2 separate regions of the Homo sapiens genome follow, and region 2 is linked to region 1. A link is an interaction called in ENCODE POLR2A ChIA-PET data of the cell type or tissue named here. Cell type or tissue: HepG2. All regions are shown on one strand. Each heading gives the region's core, and the rest is flanking DNA. Links, peaks and the distances in the headings are about the cores only. Region 1 overlaps PEDS1-UBE2V1 (PEDS1-UBE2V1 readthrough). Region 2 has its middle 3.7 kb from the start of SCREEM1.

Region 1 (5,370 bases), core at 99-5,098:
TGATTTTTTTGTGTTTTTAGTAAAGACGGGGTTTCACCATGTTGGCCAGACTGGTATCAAACTCCTGACCTCCAGTGGTCCGCCTGCCTCAGCCTCCCAAAGTGCTGGGATTACAGGTGTGAGCCACCGTGCCCGGCCTGCCTGACCCTTTAAAGAAAGTTTGCCAACCTCTTATATTCTGTGTAGGTATAGAATCTCTATCTTAACCTGGGGGTTGGTCAGACAGGTGTGTCTACGCATAAAAAGGCTGTGAGCTGTGTAAGGCCTATGGCCTTTACTGTTTGTAGGTTATATTCAATTATAACATAAAATGAGCCAAGGTTTAGAGAGGGGAAGGGGCTTGTCCCCATCTCATCAGGAGCCCAGAACTCGGGGAACAAGGAACCTGGACTCTGAATCCCTTGCGAGGCCCCACCCTTATGACATCCAGCCACTTCTCCTCTGTAGCTATTTCTTTCATGAAGGCAGCATTCATTCATTCATTTATTTTTGAGACAGAGTTTTGCTCTTGTTGCCTAGCCTGGAGTGCAATGGCGAAATCTCGGCTCACCGCAACCTCCGCCTCCCAGGTTCAAGCCATTCTCCTGCCTCAGCCTCCTGAGTAGCTGGGATTACAGGTGCCCACCACCATCCCTGGCTAATTTTTTGTGTTTTTTGTAGAGACAAGGTTTCACCATGTTGGCCAGGCTAGTCTTAAACTCCTGACCTCAGGTGATCTGCCCACCTTGGCATCCCAAAGTGCTGGGAGGAGTGCAATGGTGCCAGCTCTGCAGCTCTGCACTGTGCTCCAGCCCAGCCTGAAGGCAGCATTTAGAGATGTCATTAGTCCGAGCTATGGGGACAGGACCTCGAGATACCTCAGTTGACCTCATTAAGCAAGTAAAGATGCTGAGGCCTAGAGTAGGCACAGTGTCACACAGCAATATGGTAGCAAGAGCTGAGGCCCCCAACACTTGATCTAGTTCTGTCATAGCTCTTGGCCACATGGCCTTTTGTCCCTGCTGGTAGACAGAGGCAGTGCATACACAGCATCCCAAAGTATGCAGTAGGAGCTCTAATAATGCCATGGACCTGCTGCAGTGCAGTTTAAGGACACAAAAGGGTGCTGGTTTTGGAGGCAGGTCGACAGGCCTCTTCCCATCCCACAGCTGCCATTTCCAGGCCACTTGACTGGGAGGCAGTGGTTCAACTTCTCCAGGCCTCTTTCTTCATCCAAGAAGGGATGACAAATGAGGCCATCTCAGGGGATGACAAGTGCCATGAAAGAAATGAAGCAGGGAGATGTGAGCGAGAGCAACTGCCCGGAAGGATGGCTTTAGCCAGAAGGGTTGGCTGACCTTCGCTCTGAGCAAGAAGGCCGAGGAGGAGCCAGCACAGGGGATCTGGAGTGGGGGTGGGGTGCTGTGTAGAGGAACAGAAAATCCAGAAGCCCTTCTGGGGCTTCCACCTCCCTCGCCTTCTACATCCCCGCCCCTGCCCCTGGCCTGGGTCCACCCTCCCCATCACAAATGGGCAAGACTGCCCAGACCAGAGCAGGGCCACTGGGTGCACAGGCTCTGGGGCCTTGCTGAGTCCCAACCCCTTTACCTCAGCCCAGCCACTGTGCAGTGACACCCTTCAGCCTGTCCTTAGGCGTCTGTGTGCCAGGAGGTGTAGCTGCCACCTGTCCCCACCTGCCCTTCCGCCCTTATCCCCAGGAACTTGCAGGTGCCTGCATGAAGCTGTGCTGCCCCCACCCCCACCACCCCTCCCGTGCTTGGCACCTGTGATGGATACCACAGGGCCTCTGGAAAGTCGGCATCCAGTGGCTGCCCCTCACCCCAGGCCTGGACGTCAGGATTGCACATTCACAGTGACTTGCGTGCTTACTTTTGTCCCTTCAACCACAAGTCTCACTCACCCAGGAGGCATCCAGGGGCTTTTCTGCAGTCTCCACAGTACCCCCAAGACCCTGGTCCCCTGTCACCAAGGGGTTGAGGGCACCAGCAGAACTCAGAATCTTGGACAACCAGTTGACACAGACAAACCGAGTCTGGGAAGGGGTTTGTCTGAAGCCCCATGAGCCAGGGGGCCACACGTGTCATCACTCACAGCTGCCTTTGTCCTCTGCTGGACTTTACAGCGTTTCCCCATAGACATGTGTTCAGTGTCTGACATGTTTCTGTCCCTAGAGCTTATCACACAGGAGGCCTTTGTGGAGTGTGGCTTAGTTGATTGACTCAATGACAGCAACAGTAATATGGCCTGAGGGCTTACTATGTGCCAAACACTGCACTTAGTAGTGCTCTACTGAGTTCTGAATAGGTGCCAAGAGCTGGGATGCAGCCACAAGCCAGACTAAAGCCCTGGCCATGGTGGAGCCAACCTCCTTGTTGGGGGAGAAAATAAACCAGCACAAGAGCAGTCAGAGGTGCCGAGTGCTTGGAGAACAATATACATAGGAGATCGGAAATGCTGGAAGATGAGGTGGTTGCAATTTTCCATCAGGTGTCCAGGGAGGACATTTGAGTAAACATCTGAAGAGGTGAGGGAGTGAGCTGTGTTGCATCTTAGGAAAGAATGTTCCAGGCAGAGGGAACAGCAAATGCAAAGACCCAGAGGCATGCAAGGGAAAGGAGATAAAGTAGGCCTGGGCTGCAGCGAAAGAGGAGAGTGATGGGAGGCAGCAGGGGTGGAAGCCTCAGTTTCCACCTCTATAAAGTGGGAATAAAAAAGCTACCAACTTAAAACAAATGGTGAGAATTCATCAAGATCTAGCCTGTAAAGCATTTGTGCTTGGCATTGAGAAAGTGCTCGTAAATGTTAGCATCATTCCCTTTTATTTATTTATTTTTTCAAGACAGAGTCTCACTCTGTTGGCCAGGCAGGAGTGCAGTGCATGATCTCGACTCACTGCAACCACCATCTCCCGGGCTCAAGCCATTCTCCTGCTTCAGCCTCCTGAGTAGCTGGGATTATAGGTGTGTGCCACCACACCCGGCTAATTTTTGTATTTTTAGTACAGATGGGGTTTCACCATGTTGGCCAGGCTAGTCTCGAACTCCTGACCTCAGGTGATCCGCCCACCTCGGCCTCCCAAAGTGCTGGGATTACAGGTGTGAGCCACGGCGCCCAGTCGCATCATTCCCATTTTACAAGAGGAAACTGGGCACAGAGAGGCTAAATAACATGTGCAGCGTCACAGCTAGTGAGTGCCAGCACTGGAATTTGAGTCCAAATCTACTGAACCCTCAAGTGAGTGAATGGTGTTGGAGTCTGAGGGAACCCTGCTCAAGTTCCGAACAGATTGAGAACAGAAACAAGGAAAAGGCTGCTGGAGACCAAATGATCATGTTTATTGCTGATAAAAGCTGGAGGGGTGGGGGTGGAGCAGCGAGGCTTCTATCTGCAGGTAAGGTACTTTCTTTTTTTTTTTTTGAGACGGAGTCTCACTCTGTCACCCACGCTGGAGTGCAGTGGTGTGATCTCAGCTCACTGCAACCTCCGCCTCCCGAGTTCAAGTGATTCTCCTGCCTCAGCTTCCCGAGTAGTTGAGACTACAGGCGCATGCCACCACACCTGGCTAATTTTTGTGATTTTAGTAGAGACGGGGTTTCACCATATTGGTCAGGCTATTCTCGAACTCCTGACCTCAAGTGATCCGCCTGCCTCAGCCTCCCAAAGTGCTGGGATTACAAAGCATGAGCCACCGCACCTGGCCGAGGTACTTTCTTTCTAACACCAAACCCAGAAGGACATTGCTGCAGTTCCAGGCAGCACTGGTGCAGAGCAGGCTTTCCTTATATGGGGCAGAGAGAAGGGCACAGCCTGCTCCTAATAGGGAAAGGTTGAGCTGATCTGAGCATGCCCAGTTTATGCTCTCCAGACTCTCCAAGCACATGAGTCTTGGCATCTCCCCGAGCACAGCAAGTAACAGGCAGGAGGAGTGTTAAGCCTGAGGCTCCATCTTCAGGGAAGAAAACATCCCAACTAGAGAAGAAGGGACACCTTCCCCTCCTAACAAATGAATGAGCGGGCAAGTGAGTAAATGAATGAGTGATTCTGATTGGGGGGGTGCAGGGATGTCCCTTCACTCACCCTCTTGTCCACAGTTGCAGGGGCTCTCATTGCTGACTTCTTGTCTGGCCTGGTACACTGGGGTGCTGACACATGGGGCTCTGTGGAGCTGCCCATTGTGGGGAAGGTGAGTATGTTGACCTAACCATGTCCTCAAGAAGGAGGTTGGGCTGTATGGCCTTGAGTGAGTCCCCTTTCTTCTCTAAGACTGTTTCCCTATCTGAAAGATGGGAACCATCATTGCAGCCTGTCCCTCACCCCTGTGCTGCAAGACTAGAACAGGAGTCCCTTGGGATTTTGGAAGCAAAAGCATCAGGCTTGGGATGGTCCAAGAGTTTAGATATGTGCCTGCCTCATCAGAACCCCTGAATTTGGGGGTGTCTTGCTTTTCCATTGTCTCCCCTGCTGCTTCTTGCTGTTTTAACTGCATTTTATCCTGTATTAGTCACTTTTTTGGTTTTGACAGAAAATCTAAACTGGCTTAGGCAAACAAGGGTACTGATTCATGTAACTGAAGATTTCAGGGTTAGAGCCAAATTAAGGAATGGCTGCATCCAGTAGGACCGACAGACCACATTCTTCAGGCCCAGTCTTCTTCCATCTCTATCTCTACTTTCCCCTCATAAGGTGGCCAGTGTGCTTTCTCACCGCCCAGAGATCCATCCTTCCAGCTCCCAAGAAAAGAGAACTGTCCTTCTCCTTCCAGGAGAACAGCATTTCTCCTTCCCTGTAGTTTCCGCCAACTGAAGTCCCACGGCTCACTCCCATTGGCCCAGATTGGGTCACGTGCTGGGCCCTCAGGCAGTCACTGGCTAGAGGGAGGAGATGCTATGATTGGCCAGGCCTGGTCACGTGTTCTTTCTCAGCCCGGGGCGAGGTCAGCCTTGTCAGAAGAGCCTGGACTAAGGAGGGGAGGCTGTTACCCCAGCAGGTGCAGGGGGTCCAGAGGGTCCCACCTTTTACTTAGAGGGACCTCCTCAACTGCCTTGGGGTGGGGAGGAAGGGCGGAGGTTGTCTCCAAGCCCCCTTACAGCACAGGTAGGGAGACTGAGGCCCAGAGGCAGACAGTGCCAACCCAAAGCCCTTCCAGGGTCATTTCGGCTCATCTCCCCAAAGGCTGGATGGGGTCTGTGTCTGGCAGTGGGCCAGGTGGGAATGTTCAAGCATCCCGGGTGGAGGAAACTTAGGATCAAAGGCGGGAGGTGAGCCCAGGGTGAATGTGTTTAGGGGGCTGTGGAGAGCAGCTGACCACCTTAGGCTGACTGCTGGGGCTGTGTCCCCCTCAACTCCAGGCTTTCATCCGACCCTTCCGGG
Region 2 (5,370 bases), core at 75-5,074, 98 kb after region 1:
ACAGAGCCACAATCCTCCTCCACTCTTTCATTTCTTTGTCAAAACAACACAATGAGGTTGGTACTTAGAGTATGCCCATTGCATAGATGGGGAAACCAAAGCTTGGAGAGAAGTGACTTGTCTGAGGACCCAAAGGACTTTTGTAATTTATTCAACAAGTATTTATTAAGCATCTACTATATGCCAGGCCAAAATAGATGAGCAGGGACCAAAACAGATAAGCCCAGCGTTTATGGCCCTCACCGCCCCGTGGGAGTGACAGACATCGAACCATTCAGGAAGTGATATGCCCTGGGCTTTGCAGACAGGCCTGGGTTTGAACCCTGGTTGTCACTTGCTAGCTGTATGACCTTGGGCATATTACTTAACCTCTCTGTGCCTCAGTTTCCTCATGTATAAAATAGAAGATAATAATAACACCTACCTCATAGGGTTGTTCACGGTTCTTAGCCCAGGGTGAGTGTTCCCTAAAGCTATTATTTTCTGTCATCTCATTTTACAAATCTTTTTTTTGTTTGTTTTTGAGACAAGGTCCTCCTGGGTTCAAGCGATTCTCATATCTCAGCCTCCTGAGTAGCTGGGACTACAGGTGCCCACCACCACGCCTGGTTAATTTTTGTATTTTTAGTAGAGATGGGGTTTCACCATGCTTGCCAGGGTGGTCTCGAACTCCTGACCTCAAGTAATCCAACCGCCTCGGCTTCCTAAAGTGCTGGGATTACAGGCATAAGCCACCACGCCTGGCCTACAAATATTTTTTTAATTATTACTTTTTTAGAGGCAGAGTCTCACTCTCTCACCCAGGCTGGAGTGCAGTGGTGCCATCATAGCTTACTGCAGCCTTGAACTCAAGGGATCCTTCCCCATCAGCCTTCTGAGGAGCTGGCACTATGGGTGAGTGCCACCACACCCGGCTAAATGTTTTTGTTTGTTTTTTATTCTGGAGAGACAGGCTATGTTGCCTGGGCTTGGTCTCAAACTCCTGGCAGCAAGCAATCCTCCTGCCTTGGCCTCCCAAAGTGCTGGGAATATAGGCGTGAGCCACCATGCCTGGCCTATAGATCTTTATTGAGTGCCTGCTGTATACCAGACTCTGGTCTGGGAGCTGAGGACACAAGTGACTGAGATGACATAGTCACTGCCTTCATGCTTTCCAACCATCTAGTGTGAGCCCAGGTATCCTGACTTCAAGGCTAGCAGCCACAGAGCTACTTTCAGCCCCCTCCTCCAGGAAGGCTGCCATAATGACCCTGGCCTGCTGGGACCTGCCTCACTCTGAAATTTTTTTTTTTTTTTTTTCTGAGACGGAGTCTCGCTCTGTTGCCCAGGCTGGAGTACAATGGTGCGATCTCGGCTCACTGCAAGCTCTGCCTCTCAGGTTCACGCCATTCTCCTGCCTCAGCCTCCCGATTAGCTGGGACTACAGGCGCTTGCCAGCATGCCTGGCTAATTTTTTGTATTTTTAGTACAGACGGGGTTTCACCGTGTTAGCCAGGATGGTCTCGATCTCCTGGCCTCGTGATCCACCTGCCTCAGCCTCCCAAAGTGCTGGGATTACAGGCGTGAGCCACAATGCCCGGCCCACTCTGAAATTCTTAAGCCAATTCTGACACCCTACCCCTCTATCCACCCGGCTCCACCCATTAAGCCTAAGGAGGCCAGAGTTTCCCGTGGGTGCCCCAGATACTCAAGCACCCCCATTCCCAGGCCTGTGAATGTCTACTGCTCCCCAACCTCCACATCTTCCATGGGAGCTTCTGACAGGCCCTGAAAGGCCTAGAAAAGGTGGCTGAGCTGAGCCCCCACCCTCATTCTCCACCTGATGCTGCCTGCTGCTCTGGGGCTGCTTGCCCGGCCTCCTCCCGGGGCATCAGAGCGAGTGTTTATCTGCTGCCATGGGAAGCCCTGAGTCACTCATCTGGAGCTGGCACCCACCGCAGGATGGAAAGGAAAACAGGCACTGGCAGGGTGTTTTCTCCATTAAGTTCCCTGCGGATAGCAGGAGACGGGCAGAGTAGGGATGAGGAGAGAAATGACTTTTTCAGGCATGACGGTCCTTCCTCTGCTGTCCAGGTCTGGCTCTCCCCTGGAGAGTCTCAGCTCTCTACCATGTGTGTCCTCCCCAGGGTCTGGCCATGAGGAAATTGAACACAGAGAAGCCCAGGCCCTTCCCTAGGGCACACAGCAAGCACCCAGCCTCTGGCCTCAGTGAACAGGCAGAGACTACAAACGGGGGGTGCTCGGACCAACCAGACCCACAGAGGGACAGAGGAGACTTGTTTGACCCCCACAGAGTTAGAAACAACTGGAATTTCTTGCCCACAAAATCAGCCTGGGAGCAGGGGCTCACACCTATAATCCCAGCACTGTGGGAGGCTGAGGCAGGAGGATCGCTTGAGCGCAGGAGTTCAAAACCAGCCAGGGCAACATGGAGAGACTCTGGCTCTAAAAAAAAAAAAAAAAAAAAAAAAAATTTAATAGCCAGGTGTGGGCCGGACACAGTGGCTCACTTCTGTAATCCCAGCACTTTGGGAGGCTGAGGTGGGCAGATCACTTGAGGCCAGGAGTTGGAGATCAGCCTGGCCAACATGGTGAAACCCTGTCTCTACTAAAAATGCAAAAATTAGCTGGGCGTGGTGGCTTGCACCTACTCAGCTACTCAGGAGGCTGAGAGGGGAGGATCCTTTGAGCCCAGGAATTCCAGCCTGCAGTGGACTATGATCTCACTACTGTACTCCAGCCTGGTGACAGAGCAAGACTCAGTCACTTTAAAAAAAAAAATTCTATTACAATTCTGACTTCCCGTTTTCCCACAGCAGCGGGCCGGCTTTCCTACGTGGCAATGAATCACACCCATCACAGTCTCCACCAACCCCTATTGCTTCACCCTTAACTTATTTAAGTACCTGCCTAGCATCTGCAGGCATTGGAATCATCTGACCCTTGCTTAAAGCAAGGAAAAGAAGAAGAAATGGAATTTTAGGCAGAGGTTAGAGTAGGAAGAATCTAGGCTCCCGAAAGCTATCACTGGAGGTTCTGGAATTTGCAAGCCCTGGCTGGGAGGGAACATTCCCACTGACCATTCCAGCCTCTGCTGACCCCAGGGCCTTTCTGTGGCCACGGTCCTGGCTGTAAGTGCATGCACAGTCCTGGGTATCCTTCCAAGTGGATGTGTGGGCCCTGTGTGTGTATTTCTGGGCACAGAAGACTTTCAGGGTACTTGAATCTTGAATCTGCCATTTTCTGGCTGTGCGGTCCCAGGCAAGGACCTTACTCTTTCTGGGCCCAGTTTTGTTTGTTTGTTTGTTTTGAAACAGGATCTCCCTCTGTTGCCCAGACCGGAGTGCAGTGGCATGACCATAGCTCATTACAGCCTCAACCTCCCAGGCTCAAGTGATACTCCCACCTCAGCCTCCCGAATAGCTGAGACTACAGGCACACACCACCATGCCCGGCTAATTTTTTTAAAAAATTTTTTGTAGAAATGGGGTCTTGCTATGTTGCCCAGGCTAGTTTTGAACTCCTGGGCTCAAGTGACCCTCTCGCTTTGGCCTCCCAAAGTGCTGGGATTATAGGCATGAGCCACTGCCCCAGGCCTCTTGTCTGTAATATGAGCCTAGGCTGGCACCAGACAGGAGTAAGAGTAACTTTTACTATTTGATGTAAAGCCAAGCACTTGGCATGGGTTAACAGCTTCAGTCCTCGCTAAGAAATGAGGAGACCAAGGCACAGAAAGTAAAGCGCACAGTACAGGACCCGATCACAAAGGCCAAAAGGCAGCCAGGCCTGGCTCCCAGGGCCATGTGCTGGCTCCCCACACAGAGAATGTCAGCCGTGTGTGCTCTCAGCACTCTCCTGATACTGAGGATGAGAGGCACACATTACATTTGGGGACTTTCTTTTTTTGGGGGAGAGACAGAGTCTTGCTCCGTCACCAAGGCTGGAGTGCAATGGCGTCATCTCGGCTCACTGCAATCTCCACCTCTCGGGTTCAAGCAATTCTCCTGCCTCAGCCTCCGGAGTAGCTGGGATTACAGGCACCTGCCACCACACCTAGCTTAATTTTTGTATTTTTAGTAGAGATGAGTTTTCACCACATTGGCAAGGCTGGTCTCCAACTCCTGACCTCAGGTGATCCACCCGCCTTGGCCTCCCAAAGCACTGGGATTACAGGCATGAGCCACCATGCCAGGCCCATTTGGGGATTTTCTGTATGCATAGGGACCCTATATGCATGGTGTGCATGGTAGACCAGGCCCTGCACACACGTGAGTGCATGTGAGTCAGTGTGCATGTGTGTGCAAGTGTGTGCAGGAGAGGTTCTGGGGCCCACAAAGGACAATCATGTGTGTCTATCCATGTACACTCACATCCATTTGTGTACATAAGTGTCTGCTCCTGCACCTGTGTGTCTATTTGGATGTGTGTGTCTGTCCCTGCACGCAAATGTTTGTCCCTACATACAAGTGTCTGTGTTCACATGTGTCCACCCTTGAACACATACTTATCCTTCCATACATGTGTTCATCTGTGCATACGTCGGGCACTGTCTCCTCTCATACTCTGGCATGAGCTCAGTACATGTAGTCGCCCCCACCACGTGTGTGCAAAAACCCGGCTCCACCCATTAAGCCCAAGGAGGCCAGAGTTTCCCGTGGGTGCCCCAGATACTCAAGCACCCCCATTCCCAGGCCTGTGAATGTCTACTGCTCCCCAACCTCCACATCTTCCATGGGAGCTTCTGACAGGCCCTGAAATGCCTAGAAAAGGTGGCTGAACTGAGCTCCCACCCTCATTCTCCACCTGATGCTGCCTGCTGCTCTGGGGCTGCTTGCCCAGCCTCCTCCCGGGGCATCAGAGTGAGTGTGTATCTGCTGCCATGGGGAGGGGCTGCTGCTGGCCTGGGGTGGGTCTGCAGGAAGGCTCCTTCCCATGCCTTTGCACCCCCAGGAACCCCAAAACTTGTCACCATGCCACAATCACAGGAACATAGACTAATGCACACACACACCCCCACACATGCACAAAATACATGGCAGACAAACAACACTCCACACACACGTCCAGGCACCTGCCAAAAAAAGACGTGACACACACAGACCTGCTCCTATACAGTCACACCAAATTCCAGACACACAACACACACCCACAATACACTGCAGATACCCACAGGCACCTACAAATACAGAAGCACTAACTGCCTGAATCAGAGACACATAATGCAGGTGCATGGATGGGCGCACACAGACACACAGGGATGCACAACACCACACGCGGACCCACATGCATCTGTCCACATCACAGACACACACTCACACGCGTACCCCCTATCCAAGGCCATCCAGCTGGCCCCACACCCCAGGAGGACCG

Evidence for each region. ChIA-PET counts read pairs that join two places held together with the same protein. Peaks named below come from ENCODE experiments on the same cell type or tissue, not always from the same donor. Only the 100,000 strongest peaks of a DNase experiment are listed, where the experiment ranks them.
Region 2: POLR2A ChIA-PET joins it to region 1 with 13 read pairs; 2 of 35 experiments call an interaction of 5 or more read pairs at or near these places.

The regions. Positions count from the first base shown.
Region 1 is chr20:50,129,669-50,135,038 of GRCh38, reverse strand. PEDS1-UBE2V1 (PEDS1-UBE2V1 readthrough) reads left to right here. Exons shown (of 8, transcript NM_199203.3): 3 at 4,092-4,183; 4 at 5,349-5,370. PEDS1 (plasmanylethanolamine desaturase 1) reads left to right here. Exons shown (of 6, transcript NM_199129.4): 3 at 4,092-4,183; 4 at 5,349-5,370. Among named protein-coding and RNA genes, the nearest start is that of UBE2V1, 19 kb to the right of the region's middle. In HepG2, for the core only: a CTCF peak has its summit at 983; no DNase peak of the experiment used is centred there.
Region 2 is chr20:50,031,509-50,036,878 of GRCh38, reverse strand. No RefSeq gene overlaps it. Among named protein-coding and RNA genes, the nearest start is that of SCREEM1, 3.7 kb to the right of the region's middle. In HepG2, for the core only: no CTCF peak of the experiment used is centred there; a DNase peak (open chromatin) is centred at 2,718; H3K4me3 peaks cover 487 bases.